Linked DNA regions of Homo sapiens: all the other regions are linked to region 3. The links are chromatin loops, found by intact Hi-C in ENCODE. Cell type or tissue: mammary epithelial cell. All regions are shown on one strand. Each heading gives the region's core, and the rest is flanking DNA. Links, peaks and the distances in the headings are about the cores only.

Region 1 (7,538 bases), core at 833-5,832, 170 kb after region 3:
TTTTGTTAGAAAGGGAAGTTCTGCCGAGGACTCTTTTGCCCTCACTATCTGCCTAAAATAATGTAGGCCTCAAATGACCTCAAATGATCTGCCCGCCTGGGCCTCCCAAAGTGCTGGGATTACAGGCGTGAGCCACCACGCCCAGCCAGAGTTTTAAACTAGCTTGTGTTTCACAGACAAGTATAGGCCTGACATTCACACATAAAGTAGTAGCAGTCTCAGCAGCAGCATTTTGCTGAAGTGGGATCAGGGTCCAATAATCATTTAAACTTAGGACATTGGGCAATTGCTATAGTCTATGGAAAATCTATAAAAGAGTTCAACAATTATAGATTGAGGCTTAAGAAAATTATATCAGTGCCTAGAAAGTTAATCTTGTTCTGTCATCTCTAGTGGAGGCTGTTCACTCTTGCAGTCAGCAGTTGTCAGAAGATTTCTAAGAGTCCTTAGATTAAGAATCTTTTTTTTTACTTTTTTTTTTGTCTTAGTCCATTTAATGTTGCTATAAATAGATAAGAATCTTTGGCCAGGCACGGTGGCTCACGCCTGTAATCCCAGCACTTTGGGAGGCCAAGACGGGTGGATCACCTGAGGTCAGGAGTTCGAGACCAGCCTGGCCAACATGGTGAAACCTTGTCTCTACAAAAATACAAAAATTACCCGGACGTGGTGGCAGGTGCCTGTAATCCCAGCTACTTAGGAGGCTGTGGCAGAAGAATCGCTTGAACCCAGGAGAAAGAGGTTGCAGTGAGCCAAGATCAAGCCACTGCACTCTAGCCTGGGCGACAAGAGCAAAATTCCATCTCAAAAAAAAAATCTTTATTGGTCATCAAATATTAATCCTGACCCAGCAAGAGCTCAATGACTGCACATACCCTTACCTCAAAAAGCCAGCAAGAAGTCAGGCAATGCAACTTTTTATCACCACTACGGAGAGTTTTTTGTTTTTTTTTTTTTTTTTTTTTTGAGACAGAGTCTCGCTCTGTCACCCAGGCTGGAGTGCAATGGCGCAATCTTGGCTCACTGCAACCTCTGTCTCCTGGATTCAAGTGATTTTCCTGCCTTCACCTCCCAAGTAGCTGGGACTACAAGTGCCCACCACCGCACCCAGCTAATTTTTGTATTTTTAGTAGAGACAGCATTTCGCCACGTTGGTCAGGCTGGTCTCAAACTCCTGATCTTAGGTGTTCCACCCACCTTGGCCTCCCAAAGGGCTGGGATTACAGGCGTGAACCACAGCATCCGGCCTCTGGGGTACTTTTTACTGTAAAAGTAGCCCATTGTTGATTAGACGTGTTCAGGGAATCTAAATATGTAACATAGTCCATCTAAGAATCCTCGAATAGTCTGGCCCATGTCTATTGTGCAGACAGGGATAGCACCCCTGGTTATGCACCCTGGAGTTCCCTTTGTCACCCAACTGTGTAGCTGGCAGTCAGGCACACTTGCCAGACTTCCTTAGCCTCCCGTGCTGGAATCACTATGCCAAATTTGGCGATGCAGTCCTGAGTTGCAGATGGATTACCATGCCTTGTGTGATAGTATGTCCACATGGCCGTGGTCCTTACCTGGCCAGCATGGGTCTGTTTAACTTGTCGATTCCATCGATGTTCATCTTTGAATGGTCGTTTTTCATGGGCAGCCACAAGAGTCATGAACGGGGCTGTGAGTCCAGTGTAGTCTGCTGCCACAGTGTTCATCCCTAAAAAGACCTCAGTCTTTGAGACTTAATCATCAAGATGCCCCACTGCCAGGCACCAGACCACATTGCCAGTCCATCAGCTACTCCCCACCAGTCAGTGAAAATGTTAACAAGATGAATTGTAGGAGATATTTTCCAGAGCAAACACCACAACCCAGAGCTCTGCTCTCTCTCTTACTCTCTCTCCCCTTTTCCATTGCAGTTTAAAACAGATTTCCGGCTGGGTGCGGTGTCTCACGCTTGTAATCCCAGTAATTTCGGAGGCCGAAGTGGGTGGAACACCTGAGGTCGGGATTTTGAGACCAGCCTGACCAACATGGTGAAATCCCGTCTCTACTAAAAATACAAAATTAGCCGAGCGTGGTGGTGGGTGCCTGTAATCCCAGCTACTCAGGAGGCTGAGGCAGGAGAATTGCTTGAACCTGGGAGGCGGAGGTTGCAGTGAGCCGAGATTGTGCCATTGCACTCCAGCCTAGGCAAGAAGAGCAAAACTCCATCCCCCCCAAAAAAAAACAAACCGATTTCCTGGAGGCTGAACAGCTGCAGTGGCCCAATGCACCCCATCAGCCTTTAACAGAGCTGATGTGTCCCTGAATCAGGCCCAGGCATTTTCAGAAACAGTGGTGTACCAAAGCCCCCAGGAAGCTCTGGCACAGAACCCCACATTTGAGACAGCCATATCTAGAAGGTGACTAGCCACTTTTTCCTGCACGTGTTAAACTGTTAAGGGAGGAGACAACCCCTTATACTGTCTTATGCCCAATTTCTGTCTCCAAAGAAAAAAGAAGTGAAAACTAAAAGGCAGAAATGAAATCCACAGGCAGACAGCCTGACACCATGCCCTGGGCCTGGTAGTTAAAAATCAACCCCTGACCTGCTTGTGTTATCTATAGATTCCAGACATTGTATGGAAAAGCATCGTGAAAATCCCTGTCCTGTTCTGTTCGGTTCTGATTACCAGTACATGCAGCCCCCTGTCATGTACCTGCTGCTTGCTCAATCGATCGATCACGACCCTCTCACATGGACCCCCTTAGAGTTGTAAGCCCTTAAAAGGGACAGGAATTGCTCACTTGGGGAGCTCGGTTTTTGGAGACATAAGTCTGCCGACGCTCCCGGCCAAATAAAGCCCTTTCCTTCCTCAACTCTGTGTGTGAGGGGTTTTGTCTGCGGCTCTTCCTGTTACACTCTTAGTTTATTTCTTTTCTGGGAAAAATCCGTTTTGTTGGTGTTTTCATTTTTGACCCTCTCATGGATGTCAGGGCATAATAACACCTGCTGTTGCTTTGTTAGTCTCTCAATGTCCACTAACAGCCAATAACAAGCCAATAATTTCCTCTCAAAAAGGATATACCTGGTAGTGGCATCAGACAAATGCTTTATCCACGTCCACAGGGGGATCATTGCTTAGCGGCTACATCTTTTTGCCACAGGCTCCAGTCTGCATACTTACCAGTCACCCACACTCTTAATGTTAAGGCTCTTTGGGACTAATTGGCTGAGTGGGAGGGCAGTCCACACAGGGTGTCGGGTTTCCTTTAGCACTTCTGCCTCTCCTGGCTCTTTAGTGGGTAGAGTGCCCCCGCACCGTCCCAGCCTTGTATTATATGCTGCTTTACTGCCATCGTGTGGCCTGGTGGGCTCCCAATTGTGCACTTGTCCCACTGCCACTGTCCTAACAGTGGCCTTTCCCCATTGGGAGCATCCCTTGAGGTCAGGACAAATATCACTCATACTGAAAGCATCTATTTCCACGATACATTCGGCAGGATCAGCTACTTGGGTCTGTGAAATGTCCATTGAATAAAACGTAACAGATTAGTTTCAAGGGCCACAGTGGGGCCAGAGTCAACTGAATGGACGGAAACGCTTTAAAACCTGAATAAAGGAAAAACCTGGGAAGAAAAGTACAGCCATTAGCCTGGAGTGGGTGGAGGTCAAAGATCGCTGCAGATGCAGGTGGGGACAGACTCCTGTGTAGTATGACCAGTTTTTTACTAGAAGATAAATGGGCCAGCTTTTGACAGGAGTTACAAGTTTGGCATGCAGCAGTAGTGTTAATACTGGGAACACAGAGTTCTTACTTTGTAAGAGGCAGCAATTGTTCTTTGACTGCCGGAGAGATTAGCCTTGTGAATCCACCCATGTTGTTTCAAGAAATTTTAATTGGCAAGCAGTCCTCTGAGTTTTGTTGGGGTTTACCAGTCACCCATGCTGACTGCTGTTAACACAGAAAGTAGACATTTCTGGCTTGCCAATGAACAGAACATCATTTATAGCATTGGACATCAAAGCAATTTTCTCTAACATTTTATGAGCATTTAAGGTTCAAAGATGTAATACACTGTTAATACCAATTATACATTTTTACACACAATGAATCCACCCAAACCACATAGTTAATTTGACTTTTTTTCTCTGCACTGCAAGTTTTGTCCAAACTCTATCAAGTCCTTTTTTTGCAAAAACACAGTTTTACACAGGCACTCCAGCTGCCAGGAGACCACCTTATCTCCTCAGCTGGGAGTTCAGGGAATGCAGGGCAATGCAGAGGAGGCAGGCCCCCAAGGAGGTTTTTATTCTTTAAAGCAGCTGAGATCTGGAGTGAAAACAATAGAGAGATCAGGGAATATGCATGCACCAGTAGGCATAGTTTTGCACTTACTGTTGGTTTTAAGTGTCTGTGATGGTTATGTGGTTTTATTTTTATTTATTTTATTTACTTTATTTTTTTTTGAGACGGTGTCTTGTTCTGCCACCCAGCCTGGAACATAATGGCATGATCTCGGCTCACTGCAACCTCCACCTCCAGGGTTCAAACGATTCTCCTGCCTCAACCTTTCGAGTAGCTGGTACTACAGGCGCGTGACACCACGCTCGGCTAACTTTTGTATTTTTAGCAGAGACAGGGTTCCACCACGTGGGCCAGGCTGGTCTCGAACTCCTGACCTCAAATGATTCGCCTGCCTCGGCCTCCCAAAGTGCTGGGATTACAGGCATAAGCCATCGTGCCAGGCCATTTTTTTCTAATTAATTAATTTTTTTTTTTTTGAGACAGACTCTTGCTCTGTCTCCCAGGCTGGAGGGCAGTGGCACAATCTCGGCTCACTGCAAACTCTGCCTCCCAGGTTCAAGCAATTCTCCTGCCTCTGCCTCCCGAATAACTGGGATTACAGGTTATTTTTAGTAGTGGGGTTTCGCCATGTTGGCAAGGCTGGTTTAGAACTCCTGACCTCAGGTGATCCACCCACCTCTGCCTCCTAAAGTGCTGGGATTATAGGTGTGAGCCACCATGCCCAGCCGGTTAAGTGGCTTTAGAGTATACAACTAAACCCTTTAGGGCCAAGGCAGAAAGCCACATATCTCACCAGAACCCTCCCAGGAGATATAGGGAGGCAAGTTGGAAGTGGCCTAGGGGAGCAGCTACTCACAAGCTTCTAGGCTCTCATGTCCCAGGAAGGACCACAGGGAATTCTGCCAAGATTCAGATTAACTGTGGTTCAAGCTGGACGTGGTGGCTTACACCTATAATCCCAGCACTTTGAGAGGCTGAGGTGGATGGATCACCTGAGGTCAGGGTTCAAGACCAGCCTGGCTTACATAGTGAAACTCCGTCTCTACTAAAAATACAAAAAATCAGCTGGGCGTGGTGGCAGGCGCCTGTAATCCCAGCTACTTGGGAGGCTGAGGCAGGAGAATCACTTGAACCTGGGAGGCAGAGGTTGCAGTGAGCTGAGACCATGCCACAGCACTCCAACCTGGGCCACAGAGCAAGATTCCATCTCAAAAAGAAAAAAAAAATGTGGTTCAAAACTTGCCTGCATGGCCTATGTGGATATGTGCAAGGTCACCAGGATGTTGTGTTGAAGCTGTTCCCCAAAGATATCAGATACCACATAGTCTCCAAAACTCCACTTAAGAGCTATTTAGAGAGAGAAAAAAATATATCTTACCTCACAGACCCACTGAAAGTCTCACGTTGCCCCCAGGGGTTCCCAGACAATACCTGGAGAACAGCTGCTCTATGCTGTAGACCAAGGGGCAGAATGGCTGGTTCACAGGTGTACATATATTCATATTTATTAGGTACTTCCAAATGGCTCCCCAGGATGGCTCCACCCTCCACAACTTTATCAATGCTCAGGATTGTCAAGGCTTTTTAATGTGTCTTAATTTTTAAAAAAATTTTTTAGAGATGGGGGTCTCGCTATGTTACCCAGGCTGTTCTAAAACTCCCGAGCTCAAGTGATCTTCCTGCCTCAGCCTCCCAAGTAGCTGGGACTACAAACACATATTACCATGCTTGGCATGTGTCTTGATTTTATAATCAGAAAATAGAACAGTATTTAAAAAATATGTCAGGCTGGGCGCGGTGGCTCATGCCTGTAATCCCAGCACTTTGGGAGGCAGAGGCGGGTAGATCACGAGGTCAGGAGATTTCCATCCTGGTTAACACAGTGAAACCTCATCTCTACTAAAAATACAAAAAATCATCTGGGTGTGGTGGCAGGCACCTGTAGTCCCAGCTACTCAGGAGGCTGAGGCAGGAGAAGGGCGTGAACCCAGGAGGCGGAGCTTGCAGTGAGCCGAGATGGCGCCACTGCACTCCAGCCTGGGCGAGAGTGCGAGACTCCATCTCAAAAAAAAAAAAAAATATGTCGGGGTTGGGAAATAATTATTTCAATAAAAGGTGCTGGGTCAATTAGATATCCGTATGAAAAAAGAAAAAAAGAAACTTGATCTCTACCTCACATCATCAACAGAGGTGATCTCACCAACATAATATGAAGAGAGAGAAGCCAGGAAAAAGAATATGTATCATATCATTCCACTTATTTAAAGTTCAAAATCAAGTCTGGGCGTTGTGGCTCACGCTTGTAATCACAGCACTTTGGGAGGCCAAGGCGGGCGGTTCACCCAAAGTCATGAGTTCAAGACCAGCCTGACCAACATGGAGAAACCCCGTCTCCACTAAAAATACAAAATTAGGTCGGGAACGGCGGCTCACACCTGTAATCCCAGCACTTTGAGAGGTCAAGGTGGGTGGATCATGAGGTCAGGAGATCAAGACCATCCTGGCTAATACGATGAAACTCTGTCTCTACTAAAAATGCAAAAAATTAGCCAGGTGTGATGGCACGCGCCTGTAGTCCCAGCTACTTTGGAGACTGAGGCAGGAGAATTGCTTGAACCTGGGAGGCTGAGGTTGCAGTAAGCCCACACTGCACCACTGCACTCCAGCCTGGGCAACAGAGCGAGACTCTGTCTCAAAAAAAAAAAAAAAAATTAGCCAGCGTGGTGGTGCATGCCTGTAATCCTAGCTACTCGGGAGGCTGAGGCGGGAGAATCACTTGAACCCAAGAGGCGGAGGTTGCAGTGAGCCGAGATCGCCCCATTACACTCCAGCATGGGCAACAAGAGTGAAACTCCATCTCAAAAAAAAATAAAAAATAAAAATAAAAAATAAAATAAATAAAGTTCAAAATCAGGTAAAACTAGTCTGCATGCTAAAAATCAAGATACTGGGCCGGGCGTGGTAGCTCACGCCTGTAATCCCAGCACTTTGGGAGGCCGAGGTGGGTAGATCACTTGAACTCAGGAGTTTGAGACCAGCCTGGGCAACATGGTGAAACCTTGTCTCTACTAAAAATACAAAAAATAAGCCGGGCGTGGTAGTGCACACCTGTGGTTCTGGCTACTCGGGAGGCTGAAGTGGGAGGATTGCATGAGCCTGGGAGGTGGAGGTTGCAGTGAGCCAAGATCCTGCCACTGCACTCCAGCCTGGGTAACAGAGTGAGACCCCATCTCAAAAAATAAATAAATAAATAAAATGAAA
Region 2 (7,538 bases), core at 16-5,015, 150 kb before region 3:
TCAGTCTGGGTCTCTGGTCTCAACCCCTTGTGGTCCTTACCCTGAGAGACTTCTAGATGCCTCCCTCCCTGATCCTGCCCACAGTTCCTGAGCACCAGCGCTGTGCCAGGCCCCAGGGCCCTAAAGGGCTCAGATACCACAGGGCTTCTTCTGCTGTAAGTGATCAGTCTAGAGAGAAGAGTGTCATTAGTGAGGTGACCAGGATTGAGGGTGAGGGGTGTTCCCGGTGGCCATGGAGATGCCTTGGGGAAAGGACTCATTGAGGAAGTGACTTTTTAGCTGGGCTTTGTATGATGAAAAGAAGTTCACCACAGGGAGGGCATGCAGTGGGGCTATGTGTTCTGGGAGCACTGAGTGATGGATGGGGTGGGAGAGATGTAAAAAGGTTAGGGTATGGATTCCTGGATGACAGAGGCAGGGTGTTGATTACCCTGCTGGGTTTTGGTCCTGTCCTTCATGCGGTGGGGACCCCCCTAGCCATGTTTAGCCAGTGGCAAGTTCGGTTGACTTTATGCCTGGTGGTGCACATCAGGATGAAAAGGGCTGGAGAGATCCCACTGTGTCTGCCAGAGCCCAGGCGGGCCTGGGGAAGGGGGACATGCCAACGGTGGCTTGAAACCAGCATCTGGGGCCACTCCAGGAGCTGTGTGGGGATGCTAGGAAGCCAAGAAGATACGTCTGATGCCAGTCCCATGCCCTGAGGCTGAGAGACCACAGGCTGAGAGGGAGGGGTGCGCTGGGAGGGTCCCAGCCCTCATCTGACACTGTGCTGCTTGCCTTTTAGTGTGCATGACCAACTGCCCAACTCTCATTGTCATGGTGGGCCTGCCCGCCAGGGGCAAGACCTACATCTCCAAGAAGCTGACTCGATACCTGAACTGGATTGGTGTGCCCACTCGGGGTGAGGCTTGGCCCCAGCTGTCTAAGGGGAGCTTTGTGGGGCATGACGAAGAGAATAGAGAAGGCCTATTCTCTATTATTTGGCCTGGGGTTGGGTCAAGGTCAGGGTTGGTAGGGGTTGCTGTTGCTGTGAAAGCTGAGCCTCTCCTTCCCTCCAGAGTTCAATGTTGGCCAGTATCGCCGGGACGTGGTCAAGACCTACAAATCTTTTGAATTTTTTCTCCCCGACAATGAAGAGGGCCTGAAAATCAGGAAGTAAGTATATGTGTTGGGTGTGGGGGGAGAGGTTGCTGGGGGACCCAGTGTGGAGAAAGCTAACACATTACTGACCATTTACTGAGAAGCCCCTGGAGTGGAGCTGCTGGTGAATGACTGAGCTACTCCTGAGCCCTGGCCTTGCCCAGCCCTGATGGCTGTGTGACAGGGCTGTGTGACAAGGCTGGTCTCTGGATCTCTCAGGATGTGGTGGGGGTGGGAGGTGATGGGTTTGGGGATGAGAGGAGAGGGTGTGTTGTGTGGCCTCCTGGTGGCTGGGCCATTCCTGCCCTGGGGTTAAGGAACCCTTGGGAAGGACAGAGCTTCAGGGAGGTAAGAGGGGCTCAGCCCATGCAGGTCGTTGGAGCTGCTGCCTGGAGGTCACGCTCGCTCACCCCAGCGCCCCGTGGGGATGGCTGCTGCTGGGGAAGGGAACCTGAGTGAGTGCAGGCATACAGGCCTTAGGGATGGAGCTGGGGGTGGGGGGCTTCCTCCCTTGCCCCAGGATAAGCTCTCTCCTGTGTATTTGGAGCATGTTCTTGGTGTGTGATTGCTGGTGCGATTGGCTTTGCATTGACATCTCCTAGATGCTGCTGGGTGAGTCGTTCACACTTCTGCTGTTACTCTGGAGATAGAAATATGTATATGCTACCGCCCCACCCTCAACAACTTTCAGACTTGAACTGAGTCCTTTCTTCAAGGAACTGAGCACCAGCTGGTGGTCTGAGCAGCCATGCTGTGCTTTTCTCAGGAGGTGTTAGCTGTGGTCTTGAGAAGCCCCTTATCAACCTAGGGTGGCAGAGACTTGCTCTTGGCCCAGCCATCAGGATAGGGCAGTGAGCAGAGGTTGACCCAGCTCTAGTGACTTCCCCAAATCAAGCCCAGTGGCTACCAGGCTGCCACTGGGGTCCACACTAGGCTACCCGTTCCTTCTCTGGCCACCAGGGGGCAGGAACTCCCTGCTGTGGGGCTTGGACCTTCAGACTGGAGACTGCCTTTGTTCTTGCATCGGTGTGGCTGGGCCAGGCTGTGGCACCAAGAAGGGAAGGGGAGCCTGATATTCAGGTTTCTATGGCCAAATTGTGGGTAAAAATCAAGGCTGGACCCTCTGGTTATATTGAGCCAGATAAAAAGTAGAGGACTAATGTCTGAACCTACCGTGTGCTGGGTTCTTGATGCCCATTGTCACCCCCTACTTTTACAGATGAGGAAACTGAGGCTCAGACAGGCCAGGAGTCTCGCACAAAATAGCAAGTTTACATCAGCGCCCAGACTTGAATCTAAGCCCATCCACCGCTAAAAAGTGTCCATCATTCCAATATTCCTCAATAGGTAGGTCAAGGAACATCAAATGCAAATTTTATTTATTTATTTTAAAAATTATTATTATTTGTGTGTGTGTGTGATGGAGTCTCACTCTGTCGCCCAGGCTGGAATGTAGTAGTGCAATCTCAGCTGACTGCAACCTCCGCCTCCCAGGTTCAAGCAATTCTTCTGCCTCAGCCAACAACCCCAAGCTGTGGACGCTGATAGCCTACTGTCTGATCTTCCCAGCAGCTTCTGTGGTGGGCGGTGCCTCACTTTTCCAGATGCTGGGACCAAGGCCAGAAAGTGATGGGGGTGCCTTGGGTCACTCAGGGTTTGAATTTGAAGTCCGTCCTGCCTGAATCCATAGTGTTTGTGGGGAGAGTCTGCCAGCTGTTCCACTCTGGCTGTCCCCCTAAGGTAGGGATATTTGGGATTAATTCAAATGAAGAGACCTAGACTCAGAGAGGTTGGGAAGCTAGTCCAAGGTCACCCTGCAACAGAAGCTGGGGACAGGCTCATTGCTGCCTTTCTGCAGGCATACCCTCTGGCTGCCCTAGAAACCCTCTCTGCTGTATCCGAATCCTGGCTCTGGCTGGGCCACAGGGCCATCTCCTATTAATCAGCCCAAAATTTCCCAATTAGCAAAATAAAAGGACCAGAGTTTTTAAAATGGAAAACCTGGGAAGAGACAGCTGCATTTCCCAGAGGCCCAGTTACTCACACAGTGTTGAGGTCCATCTCTGACACTGGACACAGCAGAAGATCTAGAAAAGTGCGTGCAAGGCCGGGTGCAGTGATTCACGCCTGTAATCCCAGCACTTTGGGAGGCCGAGGTGGGTGGATCACTTGAGGCCAGGAGTTTGAGACCAGCCTGGCCAACATGGCAAAACCCCATCTCTACTAAAATTACAAAAATTAGCCACATGTGGTGGGGCGCCTGTCATCCCAGCTACATCAGGAGGCTGAGGCATGAGAATTGCTTGAATCTGGGAGGTGGAGGTTGCAATGAGCCAAGATTGCGTCTCTGTGCTCCAGCCTGGGTGACAGAGTAAGACTCTGTCTCAAAAACAAAGTGTATGCAAGGGCATAAGTACACATATTCTAAACAGGCACACTCATACTCCTGCACACAGTCCTATACCACACACAAGCCCCCTATGCACACACACACGTGGGCACATGCATGCATGTGCATACCTCATAGGCACACATCCGGACATGCGTATACCATATGCACAGGGTACATACACATGCACACCCCCTGTGTACACAGTCACGTTATACATAAGGGTATATGTACATGTGTGGGCACCTACACATATAAATACTTGGGCTCACTTAAGCCACACGTAATTCAAGGGCCATTACACACACGAAGGCGCACATGTTCTCACCCTGTATATACACACACACCTGAGCACGCTCATACATGGTGTGTAGGGGGTCCCCAAGACTGCCCTCAGGTTCAGTGATTTGCTAGGGTGACTCCCAGGACTTGGCATATAGCTGGACTCATGGCTAAGACTTAGTACGGCAAAATGACACAAAGCAAAATCAGAAAAAGGGGCCTGGGGTGAAGTCCAGAGGAAACCAGGAGCGAGCATCAAGATTTTCTCCTCATGGAGTCACACAGGACGCACTTAATTCCTCCTGCATTGAACATTGACAACATGTGTAAAATGTTGTCTGCCAGGGAAATTCATCAGAGACTCAACGACCAAGGTTTTTACTGGGGGCTGGTCATATAGGCACCCTGTGCCTAGCATGTACCAAAATTCCAGACTCCCAGAAGGAAAGCAGATAATCAACATAAACCATGTTGTTTGTATAAACAGTCTATGCACAGTGAGCTCCTCTTATAATTCAGGGAAAGTTTCATATCACTAGAGGGAACTGTTTACCATCAAGTTCCCCAACCCTGGCCAAGGGCCAACCTCACAAGCAGGCCTTTCGAAGGGGACCATTCTCATACCTGCTGTGTTAACTCTTCCACACACATGCAGTCACCCACTACACATGAAGGTGGGTGCACACACATATGCATACCTCAGAGTCATGTGTGTGGGCACATATACGCTTGTGTTCACCTGTATGCACATGTGGATCTGTGCACATGTACACACCAAGCATGATCGCATATGTTCTCACACAGTCACATGGCACATGAAGACATGTATACACACACACCATGTGTACACACATGGTCACCCCCACATGCATACTCTGTATATGCTTGGACACACACACACAAACTTATACACATGGGTGCATGCACACACATCCTGTGTGCACACATGTGGGCACACTCACTCATACCTGTGCCCATTTAGTCACATACCGCACACAGGGGTTGTGCACGCTCGTGTGTGTGCACCTGTGCTCATACATGGGCCCAGGGAATACTCACACAGGTACACTCACAGATTTACATGTACACACTTGGGCACAACACACACATAACCACCCACACGTGTGGATTCATGCACATATGCATCTCTTCACCCCATTTGCACTCTCTTATACACACACACACACACGCACACACACAGGCTCCCAGGCTCTTCCCTCAGCATCTCCACCGGGGCCCTGAGGTCTCTCCTGCATGGTGGTGTCATGGCCAGAGCAGCCCACAAAAGAGATCTTAGCCCAGAACGTGGGGCTCTAAGGAGAAATGTCCCTACCAATGCCAGTTACCTGGACTCTCAGAATTCAGATGTTTTTGGCATGAGGAAGAAAGCACTTTGAGGCTTTAACTGGAAGACCCATTGGGGCACAGAAATGGTTACAAGGGCTGGACATAGTAGCTCACATGTGTAATCCCAATATTTTGGGAGGCTGTGGCGGGAGGATCACTGGAAGCTAGGAGTTAAAGACCAGCCTGGGGAACATAGTGAGACCCTGTCTCTTAAAAAAAAAAAACAAAAGAAAGAAAAGAAATGTCACAAGGAGCCGTAAGAGTAGAGCTCTTTTCAGTGCCCTGGACTCAGCTCTACCACTGATTTCTTTGTGGTTCTCAGATCAGCTTCTGCCGCTGTATTTCAGGCATATCGTCCTGATGAGAGCCCTTTGACTTTGACATGCTGGGAGTTTAAACACAAAATCCAAAGATCAACAAAGCCAGGAGGGCTGGGCACTGTGGCTCAAGCTTGCAATCCCAGCACTTGGGAGGCTGAGGAGGGTGGATCACCTGAGGTCAGGAGTTCAAGACCCACATGGCCAACATGGTGAAATCCCATCTCTACTAAAAATACAAAAAATTAGCTGGGTGTGGTGGCACATGCCTGTAATCCCAGCTACTCGAGAGGCTGAGGCAGGATAATTGCTTGAACCCAGAAGGTGGAGGTTGTAGTGAGCTGAGATCATGCCACTGCACTCCAGCCTGGGCAACAAAGTGAGACTCTGTCTCAAAAAACAAAAAACACAAAGCTAGGAGATCTAGCTTTACCCTTACATAGAAAAAGGGAAGATAATAGATAAAAAGGTAATTTATCTATCTCCAGACCTCATAGGATAAATTGATGAGAATAATCCTGGCTGGGTGCAGTGGCTCGCGCCTGTAATCCCAGCACTTTGGGAGGCCAAAGTGGGCAGATCACTTGAAGTCAGGAGTTCGAGACCAGCCTGGCTAACATGGCGAAACCCCATCTCTACTGAAAATACAAAAATTAGCCAGATGTGGTGGCACGTGCCCATAATCCCTGGTACTTGGGTGGCTGAGGCACAAGAATTGCTTGAACCTGGGAGGCAGAGGTTACAGTGAGCTGAGATTGCACCACTGCACTCCAGCCTGGGCAACAGAGAGTAAGACTCTTGTCTAAAAAAAAAAACAAACCTTCTGTGTCAATCCACTTTGCAGCAATAAATGAAAAAGCTGAGAACTTAAAAAGATTGTGTAAGCCTGGGCAACATAGCAAGACCCCATCTCTAAAAGAAATTTAAAGATTAGCCAGGTGTGGTGGCATATCCCTGTAGTTTCAGCTACTCTGGAGGCTGAGGCAGGAAGATTGCTTGAGCCCAGGAGTTTGGGCTGCAGTGAGGCATGATCCCACTGCTGCACTCCAGCCTAGGTGGCAGAGCGAGACCTTATCTCAAAAAAAAAAAAAAAAAAAAAAAAGATCTGAAAACTGTATAGTCAGTGTTTGGTCATAGGTGGGGGATTCCCATTCTGGAGGGTATGGATATGATAGAAGAAGAGATGCAGAACCCTCCCTCAGAAGGGGTGGTTTGGGGAACTCTCTTTCAGGAAAGAAAGTTGAGCACTAAGCCTAACACTGCCCGAGGGCCAGCCCTAGTGTTCCTCCCATCCCCACCACCAACTCCTGACATGCACACAAGAAAACGGCTGCTTTTAAAAATGCTTATTTTGAAATATAAAAATTAGCTGGGCGTGGTGGTGCACGCCTGTAATCCCAGCTACTCAGTAGGCTGAGGCACGAAAATTGCTTGAAACTGGGTAGAAGTTGCAGTGAGCCGAGATCGCACCACTGCACTCCAGCCTGGGTGACAGAGCGAGACTCAGTCTCAAAAAAAATAAATAAATAAATAAAAGGCGGGCGGGGGGGGGCTTATTTTGATAATCAGGGAAAATATATGACAATTAGAAATCATGAATGTGGCACAATGACAGCATGGATTTGTGCACAATGAGAGGATGAGGGAAAATACAGAAACGTAGTGCTTAAAAAATGTTCCTAATAGCCAAGAGTGTATAGCCTTCCACCTCACAGGAGCAGAGTTAGCCAAACACTGAACATTATCCTAAGGAAAGAGAAGGGAAACTTTGAAAAGAGAGCAAGAGACCTCGGGGCTGTTCCTTCTCCTGTCATGTCTCCTCCTGTTGTGTGTCCCTGGCCACCCTCCTGGAGCCAGGGTCGGGTGCTGGGCTGACCCTGTGTTTTCTCTCCTGAAGGCAGTGTGCCCTGGCAGCCCTCCGTGACGTCCGGCGGTTCCTTAGTGAGGAGGGGGGACATGTGGCGGTGAGTGTGACACCCTGGTGACAGCTGGGAGTGACACATGGGAGCCCATCCACATCTGTGCCTTTGCTCGTCAGGCATCTGGAGGGGAAGGCAGGGTGT
Region 3 (7,538 bases), core at 1,716-6,715:
TGGTCTTCCCCAGGGACAGAGTAGTGGGGGGCCGGGCCCCTTGGTGGCTTGAGAAGTGTTTTCCAGGCGGGCTTCCTGGCATTGGCTGTGCTCTCACCTGTCCCACTGCTCCCCATTCCAGCTCCCCAGCAGGACGGCGAGGCACAGTGCTGGTGGTTGTGGGGGCCAAGGGGTCTACCAGGGCCTGGAGATGGTGTGCATTTGCTGAGTTGGCAGCATGTTGGGCACGGCCAACATGCAAGTGCAGGCCTGGCTTGGCTGCATGAGCTGCGAAGAGGAGAGTCCAGGCACAGGGCCAGGGGTGTGAGGGTACACTGGAGCTGGTGAAGCTTTTTGGAGGATCCCTGGGCTGTGCCTGAAGAGCTGAGCACCTGCCAGTCAACCTGCTGGATGCCTGGTGGAATAGTCCACTTAGATGTTTGTGTGGCACCAGTGACATGGCTATTGCTGCTCAGAGATGAGGAACCTGTCTCATGGCCCACAGCCTTCCTCGGCATGGTGTGGGCCATGGCACGGGGCTTGGGGGAGGCAGGGTGTGATGCAGGCATGTCCCCTTGTGGAGACATAGTGGGCAGTAGCTGTTTTCCCAAGTGCTGCTGCCCTCCGGTTCCTACCGGTTCCCTTGGTGGCAGCCCCAAATTCGTGGTTCGTGTTTGATCAGTGTCTGTTTTCCCACCACGTGTCTGGTCATTCTTGGGTCTCTGCCCCTTGTCTGGCACCGGGCAGACAGGAACTTGGGAAATACTGTTGGCTGGCGGGTGGGTTAGCCAGGATGGCTGCAGCAGGGCTTCTGAGGAGCTCGCTACTGAGTCAGGTCCTTCATTTCCTACCTTATTCATCCTGGAACCCCGCGGTGACTTTGATGTTATTACCCCTCCCGCCAGCGAGGCCCTGAGGTCCCAGAAAGTACGTGAAGTGACCGGCTGGGTTTCTTGGCCTCCTACCCCACTCATGCCACAGCGTCTTAGGAGGGCTGTTGAATTTTGCAGCAAACACGTTGGCCAAAGAAGTCTCCCCTGATGGCATTGGTCTCTGTTTCAGATCATCACTGCCCTGGAGGAGGATGGCACGGCCCAGAAGATGCAGCTGGGCTATCGGCTCCAGCAGATTGCAGCTGCTGTGGAAAACAAGGTCACAGATCTATAGGAACCCAGGAGCCACGGCCTGCTGTTGCTTCAGCCTGGCCTGGGCAGCCCTGGAAGCTCGGAGGAGAGGCCACCTTCTTAGGTGCCTGTAGTGACTGACAAGCAGAGTTAGTGGAAGGTGACTCCCAGTCTCCTGGTGGCTCTGGCCTCGGCCCTGCTGGATCCACCTCCTAGACCCGGGGCCTCAAGGCTCATGGGGTAGTACCCAGCCTGCTCCCCGAGTCCAGCGACCCTGTGACACCGGTCTGCAGGGAGTTGGGGACTAAGGGCTTCCAGAGAGTGGCTGGAAGAGACTCCAGGCCCCTGGGGAGACTGTACTGTTCCTGAACACTGGCCTTGGCCACACTGGGATTCGGAGAGGAAGGAGGAGAGCCCCATGCTTCCTGTCTGCCTCCTCCACCATCCCTGACCTCAGTTGAGCTGCCTCTGGCCTTGTTGCTGCTGCCACATCCTAGGTCTAAGAGTTGAACGCCTCTCCTAGGCCACTACAAACTGACCCCTCAGCAGGGCTGGCTGCCACAGGGCTGCCCTGCCTCATAGGTAGCCATGGTGAGGGCTATCTGCTGCAGGGGGGTCTTGGGGAGAGTGGTGACTCCATTGACCCAGCTTTTCATTAAAGGATAACACACTGCACTGAGTCTGATGTGTGAGCCCGGCCTAGCCCCTGGCTACTAGGAGGACGGCAGCTATGCCCAGCAGGTACCAGGGGGAGGTGGTATCTATACTCTTGGGGAGTCTCATGGTTCCCCATCATATCCCAGACTGCAGGGCTGGCTGAGGCTCTCCTTGACGCCTGGGCAGGGTCTGGTGGGGTCAAAGCTTCCGTGAAGGAAGAACCCCATCTGGGGCAGGGCGGGTGACCGAGATAGAGGGGTCTACAGTCTCTTCAAGGGGGCCTGCTTTATCTGCAGTTTGCGTATTCTCACTTCTCCACTCATGTTCTATTTATCTTGAAAGGGACTAGGAAAGGATGACATAATTACAGGCAACTCTAGGCAGAGGGGGTCTCGAGGGCCATTTTCCATGGTCCTGTTCCTGGACTTAGGGTTTCTGTGTTGCCTTCCAAATCAGGGCATCCTAGGGCCGGCTCCTAAACTGTCTGCCTCCATGAAGGCCGCCTTATATGGTTCTTCCTGATTTGTACCTGGAGGTGAGCTTGGAGACTGTCTTATCTGGTCTCATGTTGCTAGTTGGGTCTGTAGGGCAGGGGGTTGATACTCCTCTTGACTTGAGACCACCCTCGGCCTTAGCAGAAGGCCAGCCCCCCATGGAACAGAAGAGATAGGGTGGCAGCTCTGCCTGGCAGATGAGAGGAAGGCCCTTCAGCCTTGAGGCCTTCAGAGGGATCATCCCTTTGGCCCTCTGCTTATCCTCCATAACCCAGTGACCCTTAGCATTTCCTCTCGTCTGGCACAGAGACCACAACCTCCCCTCGAGGTCTTCATTGAGTGTTTAGAGAGAGACAGACTGATAGAATTCCAGGAGGACTCCTATCCCCTGCCTTTTTTTGGCCCTAAATAAAGCCATCCACTGTAGGGTTGCCCCTACAATCCACAAAGTCCTTGTCCCTAAGGAGCCATGTTGGTCTTGTCTGTGCCGGGGGTAGTCATAGCTGCTATTCTTCGCTGTGGCTCCATTGTCCCTTCTTTCCCATTTCTGCCGGATGTGGGGACCACAGTCAGGTCAGCAGCCAGGTGCCATCATTTGGGAGCATGTGAGCTTGGATGCTCTGGCCAGGTTTTCATAGCCACCCAGAATGGTCCTGACTTTTCCCGTTGGAGACCATGGAATGGGTCTCCATCTTGACCATCTCTGGGAGCAGGGTGGATGGGAAATCCACTTGAGGGTGGACTTCAAGCAGACACAGAGGGAAGCAGCCTTGGTCAGCACCACAGACCTCGACAGAGCCATGCCTCTGTTCCAGAGGCCTCTCTGTTCCAGGTTCAGGCCCCTGCAGGTTTTAGGGGTAGGTGAAGGCTCCCGGGAGAGGGGGGCCATGTGCCTGCAAGCCTGGGCACGTGCCCGCGGGAGGGGTGAGTACTGAACGTGCTTTGAGTCACTCACTGAGTCATGGCTCAGCCGCCACAGAACATTGTTATAATAACAGACATAGAGAAGAAAAACCTGGCACAAGAAGATAGGAAATTCTGTCTTCACTCCAAACCATGACCAAGAATGGAGATTCCAACACCAGCAAGAATTTGTGATCGCTTAACTTGGGTCATGACCACAATTTCAGCATAGAACATTTGTAATTCAGTTTGATCAATCTTTTCCTAATTTTTATTAAGACTGCAACGAAAGTGTGCCCTCATTATTACATTTTTCACAAACCTGTTAGCATACAAAGGGCCTTTGTTTCTCATTACCACCCGGGGCTCCTTAAGGCGTTTTATGGAGTGATGTGCTTTATTAAAAAGCGTTTTCACCAACTTAAAAGTTGGAATAATTGTCCAAATGGTTACATGACCCAGGAGTTCTATATTTTTATTAATTTTCTGATACTGAAATAATCGTGCTAATTAAGATAACAGCTGAATTTATGCTGATGAATGTTGGAATTCTTAGAAGCCACCTGAAACCTTCCAAATGGTCAGGACCTGGATCCCACTGGCCAGTGCCAACAGGTGACTCTGGGTGGTGCTGGGGGATACAGGGAACCTAGCTGTGTTCTGCTTGGCACCAATGGCTGCTGATGCATGTGTTTCCTCCACCAGGTTCCCTAAGGATGCCACATTGAAGAACAAATACACCCCAAACTACCTAGGTCAGCTGACTGGCGATGTTTTATGGATCTCTCTTTAAAAGTGTTCTGTCGGCCAGGCGCAGTGGCTCACCCCTGTAATCCCAACACTTTGGGAGGCCGAGGCAGGCGGATCATCTGAGGTCAGGAGTTTGAGACCAGCCTGCCCAACATGGCAAAACCCCGTCTCTTCTAAAAATACAAAAAATTAGCCAGGTGTGGTGGCGGGCGCCTCTCATCCCAGCTACTCAGGAGGCTGAGACAGGAGAATCGCTTGAACCCGGGAGGCGGAGGTTGCACTGAGTCGAGATCGCGCCACTGCACTCCAGCCTGGGTGACGAGCAAAACTCCATCTCAAAAAAAAAAAAAAAAAAGTGTTCTCTGTCTTAATTAAGGATGATGGTTTATCCAATTCCAAATGTTTACCAAAAATCTAAGATAAGGATATCACCATGATGTTTGAAAGAGAATTTATGCCCTGGTTGTGATGTTGGGGTTTTATTGATAAGAGTTTCAGTTATCTGGATGATATGTGCACGTGTAAGGAAACAGAATGGTTTGCCAGTTGTCCAGGTGGCCATGAAGAGAACCTCTGGAGGTCTAGGAATGTGAAGCTCAGATTTTGGAAACCTGGTCCGGTGTCCTGGGCCACAGGTAAGTGGCTGAAGCTGGTGGTTTGCTGCCATCTTCTGGCCATAGTGTGGAATTTATCAGAAGCAGCTACCAATGAGGGTGTCTGGAGCTCTATAAATTGCAAGCCTGGGCAAGATAGCCAGACCCCATCTTTACGAAAACTGTTTAAAAATTAGCTGGGCATGGTAGCACACATCTGTAGTCTCAGCTATTTAAGAGGTTGAGGTGGGAGGATTGCTGGACTCCAGGAGTTTGAGGCTGCAGTGAAAGATTATGCCACTCCACTCCAGACTGGGTGACAGTGAGACCCTGTCTCTTCAAAAAAAGAGAGAGAGAAATCACAACAGTGGAATTCAGTAGTGCTGGAGCTTAGTGAGTAATCTTACCCTGTCTTTAACGTGAATTCTGGTTTTAGGGTGAGCTATGTCTTAGGACATAGTTGAGATAACAGTGAGTGACTAGTCAAGAAAACAGCCGGGCACAGTGGCTCACACCTGTAATCCCAGCACTTTGGGAGGCCAAGGTGGGTGGATCACTTGAGGTCAGGAGTTCGAGACCACCCTGATCAACATGGTGAAACCCCATCTCTACTGAAAATACAGAAATTAGCCGGGTGTGATTGTGTGCACCTGTGATCCCAGCTACTGGGGAGGCTGAGGAAGGAAAATCACTTGAACCTGGGAGGCAGAGGTTTCAGTGAGCTGAGATTATGCCACCACACTCCAGCCTGAGCTGAGATTATGCCACCACACTCCAGCCTGAGCTGAGATTATGCCACCACACTCCAGCCTGAGCAGCAGAATGAGACTCTGTCTCAAAAAGAAAACAACAACAACAACAACAAAAAACCAGAAACCACTCTAGGTGTTTCCAATGGAAGGAATTTAAATATAAGGGATTGATTATGAAAGTGTGTGAAGGACAAAAAGGGGAGTAGTTATCCAGCGGTGAGTGACTATAGAAGCCTCTGTCACCTATAAGCTGGCAAAGGGGGCAGCAGTGTTACCCACAGCCTCTGACTGCTGAGTCAGTGGCGCCCGTGGGAAGCCAGGAGCTGCATGCTGGCTGACGCTGCAGGTGCCTGGGAACCTGCTAACCTGGCCCCTCCACCCATGCTGGTGAGTTGGTGCTGCTGGGGCACCTGCTGCCCTAGTGAATGGGTGCCACCAGGAAGAGAGGATTCAAGCCTGTCTTGCTCAAGACCTCCTCCACCACCAGACTTGCCTCAAGATCTCAGGCCCAAGAAGCCCCAGGGAGTGGAGTGACAGGAGCCTTGCTCTGGGAGGCAGGAGACCTGGATTCTAGTTCCTCCTCCTCTCACTGACTGGGCCTCTGGAGAGAAGGGCAGGGACATTCTGGCATGTGGCAGGAGCCACTCTGTGTCATGGGGTTGGATCCCAAGCTGGCACCTGGCAGGATTTAATGAAGAAACATTTATCAAGTGCTGGATCAGTCCAGCTCCTGGCAGGAAACTGACAGCATGTACCAGGAAAGATGCAGCTGGAAGAGAGTTTAATGAGGGGACTACTTACAGAGCTGCAGGCTCTGGGAAGCCAATAAGGGATGGTGAAGCACAGCTGTTACCAGTCCTGGGCTCTAGGGGTAGGGACAGAGTAGTCATCAGGACCAGTGGGGCTGTGGCTAAAGGTGGAAGCTTCAGAGGGAGGATGCTGGGGGAATAATTACCCTGGCCTCTTGTTCCTCCCCACTGCCCAGACTCCTGCCAGCCCGTCCCGTTGGCCAAGCCACCTGAAAGCCAGAGGGCAGGGGAGCCTGAATGGCAGGGCAGCCTCTGGACTGCTGAGTGGTGAAGAAGTGGGCAGAAAACTGCCTCTGGCCTGAGGACCTGCTGTCCTGGGAGGCACCTAGCAGGTGCTTTGTCATTCAAGGCCACAAGGTCACGGCCATAGCAGTACTTGGTTTCCAGCCCCCTGGCTTGCAGAATTTTCCACCGCACTCCATGCCCTAGTGCTCCTTGGGCGGTGCTGCACTGTCCACCTGAAGGACCTTGGAAACACCAAATTTTGGGGGCTGACTGGGCCTCTTCACCTTATCTCCAGGTTGGGTGGGATGCTGGGTGTGCAAATAGGGACCCAAGGAAGACTCCACACTACAGGCTGTGTCTACAGCTTCATCTCAGGGCAGAAGTCAGCAGGGCCAGGCACAGACCCATCCGGAGCTGGGGGAGGGGCAGGACGCCTGGTTCTCTACACCCAAAGAAATGTGTGTGGGGCACTCCCAAGCCCCCACGCAGAGACAAACCCTCGCGCCTGCGCCCAGCCCAGGTTGCTGACTGGAGTGGAGGCAGCAGAACTCTGTGTGTGTGTGTGTCTGTGTGTTTGATGTATATGTTTGAAGTGTGTGTGTAGCATTGGGGACAGGCAGAGGCTCTGCTCAATGGGGAATGATGTTCTGGTGGAACACCCCATGGACTTGGAGCTTGAGAAGTGGGCTTTGGCCAGGCCCTGGCACTGACCACCTAGGAACAGTCATCTTTTCCAAGCTTCTGGTTCCTCTTCTGTAAGGTGTGAGTCCCTAACCACCTTTCCAAAGACAGCATCCTGTGCAAGCTGTCACGGGAGGGGGAAGGGCCCTGGTGACCCTCAGGGCCTCTAGAGCCTGTGGGCAAGAGCTGGCCCTCCATGCCAAGGTGCCAGGCCTAACCCTGGTGAAGAGTGACCCAACTGGGCGACTGCCTGAGGCCTCAGAGGAGGACAAGGAGAAGGTGCACAGCAGCAGGGTGCACACCTTGCCCTGGCCTCTCCTAGGGTAGAGGACGGTGTGAGCCCCCAGAGGCTGTCATCCAGCCTGAGAGGTTTCTTGGCTCTTCCTCCCATGCCCAGGGTTCTCCCAGACTGCAGAGCAAGATCCAGGCTCCACACAATGCCAGAGGCCCTGCCTCTATCTTCTCTCTGGCCAGCGGCCCTATCGCTAACCCCACACATGAAGGATACTGCTTTGGCATCATCGTTTGTGAGGGCCAGGCTGGGGAAGGGTGGAGAGAGTGTCCTTCCCTG
Region 4 (7,538 bases), core at 1,328-6,327, 210 kb after region 3:
CTGAGGTCAGGAGTTTAAGACCAGCCTGGCCAACATAGTGAAACCCCATCTCTACTAAAAATACAAAAATTAGCTGGGCGTGGTGGCATGCTCCTGTAGTCCCAGCTACTTGGGAGGCTGAGGCAGGAGAATCGCTTAAACCTGGGAGGCAGAGGTTGCAGTGAGCCAAGATAGCACCACTGCTGCACTCTGGCCTGGGCGACAAAGCGAGACTCTGTCTTAAAAAAAAAAAAAAATTGTACATAGCAACTTTTTCTTTTCTTTTTTTTTTTTTTTGAGACAGAGTCTTGCTGTGTCACCCAAGCTGGAGTGCAGTGGCGCGATCTTGGCTCACTGCAAGCTCCGCCTCCCAGGTTCACGCCATTCTCCTGCCTCAGCCTCCCGAGTAGCTGGGACCACAGGCACCCGCCACTACACCCGGCTAATTTTTTTGTATTTTTTAGTAGAGACAGGGGTCTCACCATGTTAGCCGGGATGATCTTGATCTCCTGACCTTGTGATCCACCCGCCTCGGCCTCCGAAAGTGCTGGGATTACAGGCGTGAGCCACCGCGCCCAGCCCATAGCAACTTTTTCACAACAGTCAAAAGGCAAGAACATCCAAAGTGTTCATCAACATGTCCATGAAACTGTGGTACATCCATTCAATGGAATGCTGCTTGTCAATAAAGAGGAATGAACTAACCATACTTGCAGAAACACAAATAAGCCTCATAAACATTGCACTAAGTGAAATAAGCCAGATGCAAAGGTCACATATGGGATGATTCTATTTATACAAAATGTCCAGAAAGGACAAAACTATAGAGATAGAAAGTAGGGGCTGGGCGCAGTGGCTCACACCTATAATCCCAGCACTTTGGGAAGCCCAGGTGGGCAGATCACCTGAGGTCGGGAGTTCAAGATCAGCCTGACCAACATGGAGAAACCCTGTCTCCACTAAAAATACAAAATTAGCCGGACGTGGTGGTGCATGCCTGTAATCCCAGCTACTCGGGAGGCTGAGGCAGGAGAATTGCTTGAACTCGGGAGGTGGAGGTTGCAGTGAGCCGAGATCGCGCCATTGGACTCCAGCCTGGGCAATAAGAGTGAAACTCTGTCTCAAAAAAAAAAAAAAAAAAATTAGCCTGGTGTTGTGGCACAAGCCTGTAGTCCCAGCTACTCAGGAGGCTGAAGCAGGAGAATCACTTAAACCCAGGAGGCAGAGGTTGCGATGAGTCAAGATCGAGCCACTGCACTCCAGTCTGGGCGACAGAGCGAGACTCTACCTAAAAAAAAACAAAAAAACAAAAAGTAGGTCAGTGGTTACCAGGGGCCTGGGTTAGGAAGAGGAGACTAACTGCAAAGGGGAGTGAGGGAGCATATTTGGGACAATGAAAATGCTCTGTGTCTGGATTGCAGTGGTGGTTACACCATTTAGAACATTTGTCAATGATCATAGAGGTAGGTAATTTACATCTCAATTTAAAAAGTTGCGAGGTAGGGAGGTAAGTGTTGGTAATGTGTGGGGATGTCTTCCCAGGAAAGAGCATTGCTTCCTGTACTCACTGTCTTCCACGGCCAAGCCTGAGCTCACATGAGTGGGGTCTTGATCCCCCTGAAGATGACAGAAAGGTATGAAGGTGAGGAAGAGGAGTAGCCCTGCAGCACCTACCTCGCTGCTCACTCCCGGAGGCTCTGAGTGTACACAAGGGAGGGAGGCCCAGGCTGCACTCAGGAGACCACCAACCCAGCCTGAGACAAGGGGCAAGATCCTTCCCATCTATGCATTCCTGTTTCCTCCTCTGTGAAATGAACACGGGGGCTGCATTGGATGAAATGGAAACTTCTTACAGTGTGTTCTATGGAACAGTGGTCTGCAAAATTCTCTGTGAAAAGGGTTCCTCATGCAAGGAAGTATGTGAAACCTCCCTCCTGCTGTTTCTTGAAGACTCACAATACACCACTTGCTAAAGGCACTGAGTAATGCCACAGAAAAGGAACCTGTTTCACTCTGATTAACCCTGATTTCTTCAAATCTGTTCCCATTTTCACAGAACATACAAACATCCCAGGAGGCCTGGGGCATGCCTTGGAGTCTGGATCTTAGGCTGGAAGGATTGGAATGGGCCTAGCCCCAACTCCTTCTGGGGCAAGCATTGCTCAGGGCTAGAAAGGGATAGGTTCTAAAACCCACGCCTCCAACCCCCACCATGCCATCCCTTTATCCTTCCCCATACTGCACTTTGCTTAATATCAACCAGCCATCAGCAGGATGGTGCAAGAGGCTCTAACTCAACCAGGACAGGAAGGAATCCAGGAACAATTCACCTACCAGAGGCCCAAGGATTGAGAAAGGCCGGGACTGAGCAAAGACAGCACAGGTCCAGCTTGCGCAGGTCTCCAGCCCCCTCCCAGCCCCCAGCACAGGGTGTTTCCTCTCCTCTGAGTCTGTTCTGTGCAGGGGCACAGCACCCAGGTATAAGCTGTAAGGAGGGCTCAGATGCTGCCTAGGAACTCTGCCTTCCAGAAGGAGGGCCCCAGGAAACCTCACAAGAAAACTTAGCCCTTTGAAATGAAATCCTCACCCGATTCCAGAACCTATTATGGCTCCCTACCACCCCAGTGGCCTCCGTTCACTGCCCACTGGCTCTGACCTAACTCATCATCTCCATCTACCGGGGAATCACCTTCCACAGAACGTTAAGGTTGGACACCACTCAAAGCAGTGTTCAGGGCCGAGCACGGTGGCTCACGCCTATAATCCCAGCACTTTGGGAGGCCGAGGTGGGCGGATCACGAGGTCAGGAGATCGAGACCATCCTGGCTAACACGGCGAAACCCTGGCTCTACTAAAATTACAAAAAATTAGCCGGGTGTGGTGGCGGGCGCCTGTAGTCCCAGCTACTCGGGAGACTGAGGCAGGAGAATGGCGTGAACCCGGGAGGCGGAGCTTACGGTGAGCCGAGATCGCGCCACTGCACTCCAGCCTGGGCGACAGAGCGAGACTCCGTCTCAAAAAAAAAAAAAAAAAAGCAGTGTTCATGTGTGTAGCGTCATACACTCAGTAGTGTGTGTCAGTAAAGAGGAATGAACTAACCATAGATGCAGAAACACAATTAGCACAGGGGTGGGGTGAGGGGGACAGTGAGGATTAGCAACACCTCGAATTTCTTTCTTTTTTTTTTTTAAATATTGAGACGGAGTCTCGCTGTTACGAAGGCTGGTCCGGAACTCCTAGGCTCAAGTGATCCTCCTGCTTCAGCCTCCTAAAGTGCTGGGATTAGAGGCATAAGCCACCACACCTGGCCAACCCCAGGAATTTCTCCGGTACATTTTATTTCAACCACTATCTCTACTACTTACTCTGTTTTCTCTTGCTGATGCCTCTGTGTGGGAGACCTGCCAGGGGCCATTACTCCCATTTTCTTTTCTTTTCTTTTTTTTCTGAGATGGAGTCTCACTCTGTCGCCCAGGCTGGAGTGCAGTGGCGCGATCTCCGCTCACTGCAAGCTCCGCCTCCCGGGTTCACGCCATTCTCCTGCTTCAGCCTCCCGAGTAGCTGGGACTACAGGCACCTGCCACCACGCCCAGCTCATTTTTTTGTATTTTTAGTAGAGACGGGGTTTCACCGTGTTAGCCAGGACGGTCTCGATCTCCTGACCTCGTGATCCGCCTGTCTCGGCCTCCCTAAGTGCTGGGATTACAGGCGTGAGCCACCGCGCCCGGCCATTACTCCCATTTTCTAGAGGGGTACAACTGAGACCAAGAGTCGTCAAGAGGCTGCCACAGGCCAGGCTGGCTCACACCTGTAATCCCAGCACTTTGGGAAGGACAGGGGGGTGGATCACTTAAGCTCAGGAGGTTGAGGCTTCAGTGAGCCAAGAGATTGCACCACTGCACTCCAGCCTCAGGTGACAGAGTGAGATCCTGTCTCAAAAAAAAAAAAAAAAAGAGTCTGCAACATAAGATAAAGGGCCAGCTGAGACCAACAACACAGGTGTAAGGCTCCTGGCCCTGAGCATGTCCCACCTTGCAGAAGGCTCTGGAAACATCCCAGAAAGAGGGGTGTATTTGGTTTCTCACACGTGTGCTAAGCTTTATTCTTTTCTACCAGCAACTCTCAATTCGTTCCCAAATAATGGTCTCCTGGGAATATAGTGCCCTCCGGTGGCCTTCCTGGGTGCTACATCAATGCCCTCCGATGGGAAGAGTGGGATGAAAAGTCCTTCCTCAACCTTCTGGGAAGAGAAAAGAACCCTAGGAACCCACCTCACCACCCCAAGCCATAATCCAGTCTATCTTCCATGGGGAAAAGGAGGGGAGGAATGATGGCTTCTCAGAGACTCTTTCTAAATCCACTGCCTTCAGGATAACATTCAAAGTCTTATTCTTTATTCACTCCACAAACATTTCTCCTTGTCGCCATGAGCCAGGCTTTATGCTGCTGCTGGGAACAAGGGACCATAGTGCCCCGAAGGAGCTCCCAGCTCCTGCAGGAAGTCCAGGGCCGGCCTCTCCTGCTATGCCTGGATGCCTGCTTCCCACCTTCAGAGGCCAATAGCTTCCCTCCATCATGACCTCTCCACGGCATCATTTTTTTTTACTTTTTTAGGAGCAACTGGAGAGAGGAGGAAAATCTGAGAGTGGTGCTCTGAAAACCTAGCAAAGCGAATGTTTCTAGGAGTGGCCAAGCATGCAGTGAGGATGATGGGTGGCTGCTGGGTGGAGTAAAGCTAGGACTGCAAATTGGTCACTGTATTCAGCAAAATGAAGGTTCCCGGAGAATTTGACAAAAGCCGTTTCCACCCTGGCACAGTGGCTCATGCCTGTAATCCCAGCACCTTGGGAGGCCAAGGCGGGCAGATCACTTGAGGTCAGGAGTTCGAGACCAGCCAGTGAAACCCCATCTCTACTAAAAATACAAAATTAGCCAGGCGTGGTGGCGGACACCTGTAATCCCAGCTACTCGGGAGGCTGAGGCAGGAGAATCACTTGAACCTGGGAGGTGGGAGGCGGAGGTTGCAGTGAATTAAGATTGCCACACTCCAGCCCGGGCGACAGAGTGAGACTCCATCTCAAAAAAAAAAAAAAGCCACTTCCATGGAGTGGGGAAAATCAATGTCTGATGACAGTGGGTCCAAGAGAAAATGTGAGGAGAGAAATTAGAGACAACTTTTTTGAGGAGTTTTACTGTGTTTTGTTTTTTGGGTTTTTTTTTTTTTTGAGAGGGAGTCTTGCTCTGTCTTTCAGGCTGGAGTGCAGTGTCCTGATCTCTGCTCACTGCAATCTCTGCCTCCCGGCTCAAGCAATTCTCCTGCCTCAGCCTCCTGAGTAGCTGGGATTACAGGCGCCCACCACCATGCCTGGCTAATTTTTGTATTTTTAGTAGAGATGGGGCTTTCTTTTCTTTTTTTTTTTTTTTTTTGAGAGGGAGTCTCGCACTGTCACCCAGGCTGGAGTGCAGTAGTGCCATCTCCACTCACTTCAACCACCGCTTCCCAGGTTCAAGCAATTCTCTTGCCTCAGCCTCCCAAGTAGCTGGGATTACAGGTGCCCACCACCACGCACCACTAATTTTTTGTATTTTTAGTAGAGATGGGGTTTCACTATGTTAGCCAGGCTGGTCTTGAACTCCTGACCTCATGATCCACCCATCTCGGTTTCCCAAAGTGCTGGGATTACAGGCGTGAGCCACCATGCCCGGCCAAGATGGTGTTTCACCGTGTTGGCCAGGCTGGTTTTGAACTCCTGACCTCGGCCTCCCAAAGTGCCGGGATTACAGGTGTGAGTCACTGTGCCCGGCCAGGAGTTTTACTGTGAAGGGAAGGAATGAATATAGTTGGAGGGGAAAGTGGCATCAAGGAAAGGCTTTTTATCACTAATAATAAACATTTCATTGAAATACACCATTCATACAGAACAGCTAACAAATCTTGAGTGTGTAGCTCAATGAATTTCCACAAGGTGAACACACTCAGGTAACCAGCACCCAGATCAAGAAATGGAAAGTGGCCAGGTGCAGTGGCTCATGCATATAATGCTAACACTTTGGGAGTCCAAGACGGGAGGATCGCTTGAGCTCGAGAGTTTGAGACCAGCCTGGGCATCATAGTTAGACTCCCGTCTCTAAAATTATACATATATTTTTTTCTGAGACAGAGTCTTGCTCTGTTGCCCAGGCTGGAGTGCAATGGCATGATCTCAGTTCACTGTAACCTCCGCCTCCTGGGTTCAAGTGATTCTACTGCCTCAGTCTCCCAAGTAGCTGGGATTACAGGCGTGTGCCACCACACCCGGCTAATTTTTTGTATTTTTAGTAGAGACGGAGTTTTGCCATGTTGGCCACACTGGTCTCGAACTCCTGACCTCATGATCCACCCACCTCGGTTTCCCAAGGTGCTGGGATTACAGGCGTGAGCCACCATGCCCAGCCAAAATAAAAAATAAAATTTTTAATTAGCTAGGTTTATGGGTGCATGCCTGTAGTTCAGGCTACTCAGGAAGCTGAGGTGGGAGGATCACTTGAACCCAGAAGTTCGAGGCTATAGTGAGCCATGATCATGTCACTGCACTCCAACCTGGGCCACAGAGCAAGACTCTGTCTCAAAAAGTGAAAAATAAATAAGAAACAGAATATGACCAGTTGCCAATATCCCCTTCATGGCCCCTTGCAGTCACCACCATCTTTCTGAAAGGTAACTAGTACCATAACTAACTTTTTTTTTTTTTGAGACGGAGTCTCGCCCTGTCACCCAGGCTGGAGTGCAGTGGCTCAATCTCGGTTCACTGCAACCTCCACCTCCTGGGTTCAAGCAATTCTCATGCCTCAGCCTCCATAGTAGCTGGGATTACAGTTGTGCACCACCATACATGGCTAATTTTTGTGTATGTATATATGTGTGTATATATATGTTTGTGTATATTACATGTGTGTATATATGTATATTACATATGTGTGTATATATGTATATATACATATATATGTATATGTATATATACATATATATGTATATGTATATATACATATATATGTATATGTATGTACACATATATATGTATATTATGTATATATACACATGTATGTATATTATGTATATATACACACATATATGTGTGTGTGTGTATATATATATATATTTTTTTTTAGTAGAGATGAGGTTTCACTATGTTGGCCAGGCTGGTCTCGAACTCCTGGCCTCAAGTGATTCGCCTGCCTCAGCCTCCCAAAGTGCTGGGATTACAGGTGTGAGCCAGACCTAAACAGCATGTTCTCTTTTGTGTCTTCCTTCTTATGTTTGACATTGATGTGAGATTCACTCCTACTGTGGGTAGCGCTTCTGTCCTTTTCATCACTGTATAAAATAACTTTGTTCTATTTACCCATTTTATTGTTGATGGGCATTAGGGTTGCTTTCTGTTTGGAGCTAAAATGATTAACATGGCCATGAATATTTGTGTACATGCATTTTGGCACACTTGAACTGTATTGTAGCTTCTGTGCCAACTTTTCCCTTCCCATGGCCTTCTGTGGCCACCTCCTCGCCTTCCTACATGATT

The links. Hi-C counts contacts between places; a loop is a spot of excess contacts. Peaks named below come from ENCODE experiments on the same cell type or tissue, not always from the same donor. Only the 100,000 strongest peaks of a DNase experiment are listed, where the experiment ranks them.
Region 1: a loop joins it to region 3, with 6 times the contacts of the local background. A loop is called at or near these places in 3 of 110 quality-filtered maps.
Region 2: a loop joins it to region 3, with 9 times the contacts of the local background. A loop is called at or near these places in 48 of 110 quality-filtered maps.
Region 4: a loop joins it to region 3, with 11 times the contacts of the local background. A loop is called at or near these places in 3 of 110 quality-filtered maps.

What each region holds. Positions count from the first base shown.
Region 1 is chr3:48,228,636-48,236,173 of GRCh38, reverse strand. No RefSeq gene overlaps it. Among named protein-coding and RNA genes, the nearest start is that of ZNF589, 8.7 kb to the left of the region's middle. RefSeq lists an enhancer at 6,488-6,987. In mammary epithelial cell, for the core only: a CTCF peak has its summit at 3,333 (motif pointing left); a DNase peak (open chromatin) is centred at 3,283.
Region 2 is chr3:48,543,481-48,551,018 of GRCh38, reverse strand. It overlaps PFKFB4 (6-phosphofructo-2-kinase/fructose-2,6-biphosphatase 4), which reads left to right. Exons shown (of 14, transcript NM_004567.4): 2 at 785-901; 3 at 1,059-1,155; 4 at 7,373-7,439. MIR6823 (microRNA 6823) reads left to right here and starts at 998; the gene lies at 998-1,058. RefSeq lists an enhancer at 1-587. In mammary epithelial cell, for the core only: a CTCF peak has its summit at 2,101 (motif pointing right); no DNase peak of the experiment used is centred there.
Region 3 is chr3:48,398,094-48,405,631 of GRCh38, reverse strand. PLXNB1 (plexin B1) reads left to right here. Exons shown (of 38, transcript NM_001130082.3): 38 at 1,042-1,778. The coding sequence ends at 1,146. Among named protein-coding and RNA genes, the nearest start is that of PLXNB1, 28 kb to the left of the region's middle. In mammary epithelial cell, for the core only: a CTCF peak has its summit at 4,572 (motif pointing left); DNase peaks (open chromatin) are centred at 3,231 and 4,551; H3K27ac peaks cover 1,125 bases.
Region 4 is chr3:48,191,217-48,198,754 of GRCh38, reverse strand. MIR4443 (microRNA 4443) reads right to left here and starts at 2,191; the gene lies at 2,139-2,191. RefSeq lists an enhancer at 2,001-2,530. In mammary epithelial cell, for the core only: a CTCF peak has its summit at 4,146 (motif pointing left); a DNase peak (open chromatin) is centred at 4,104.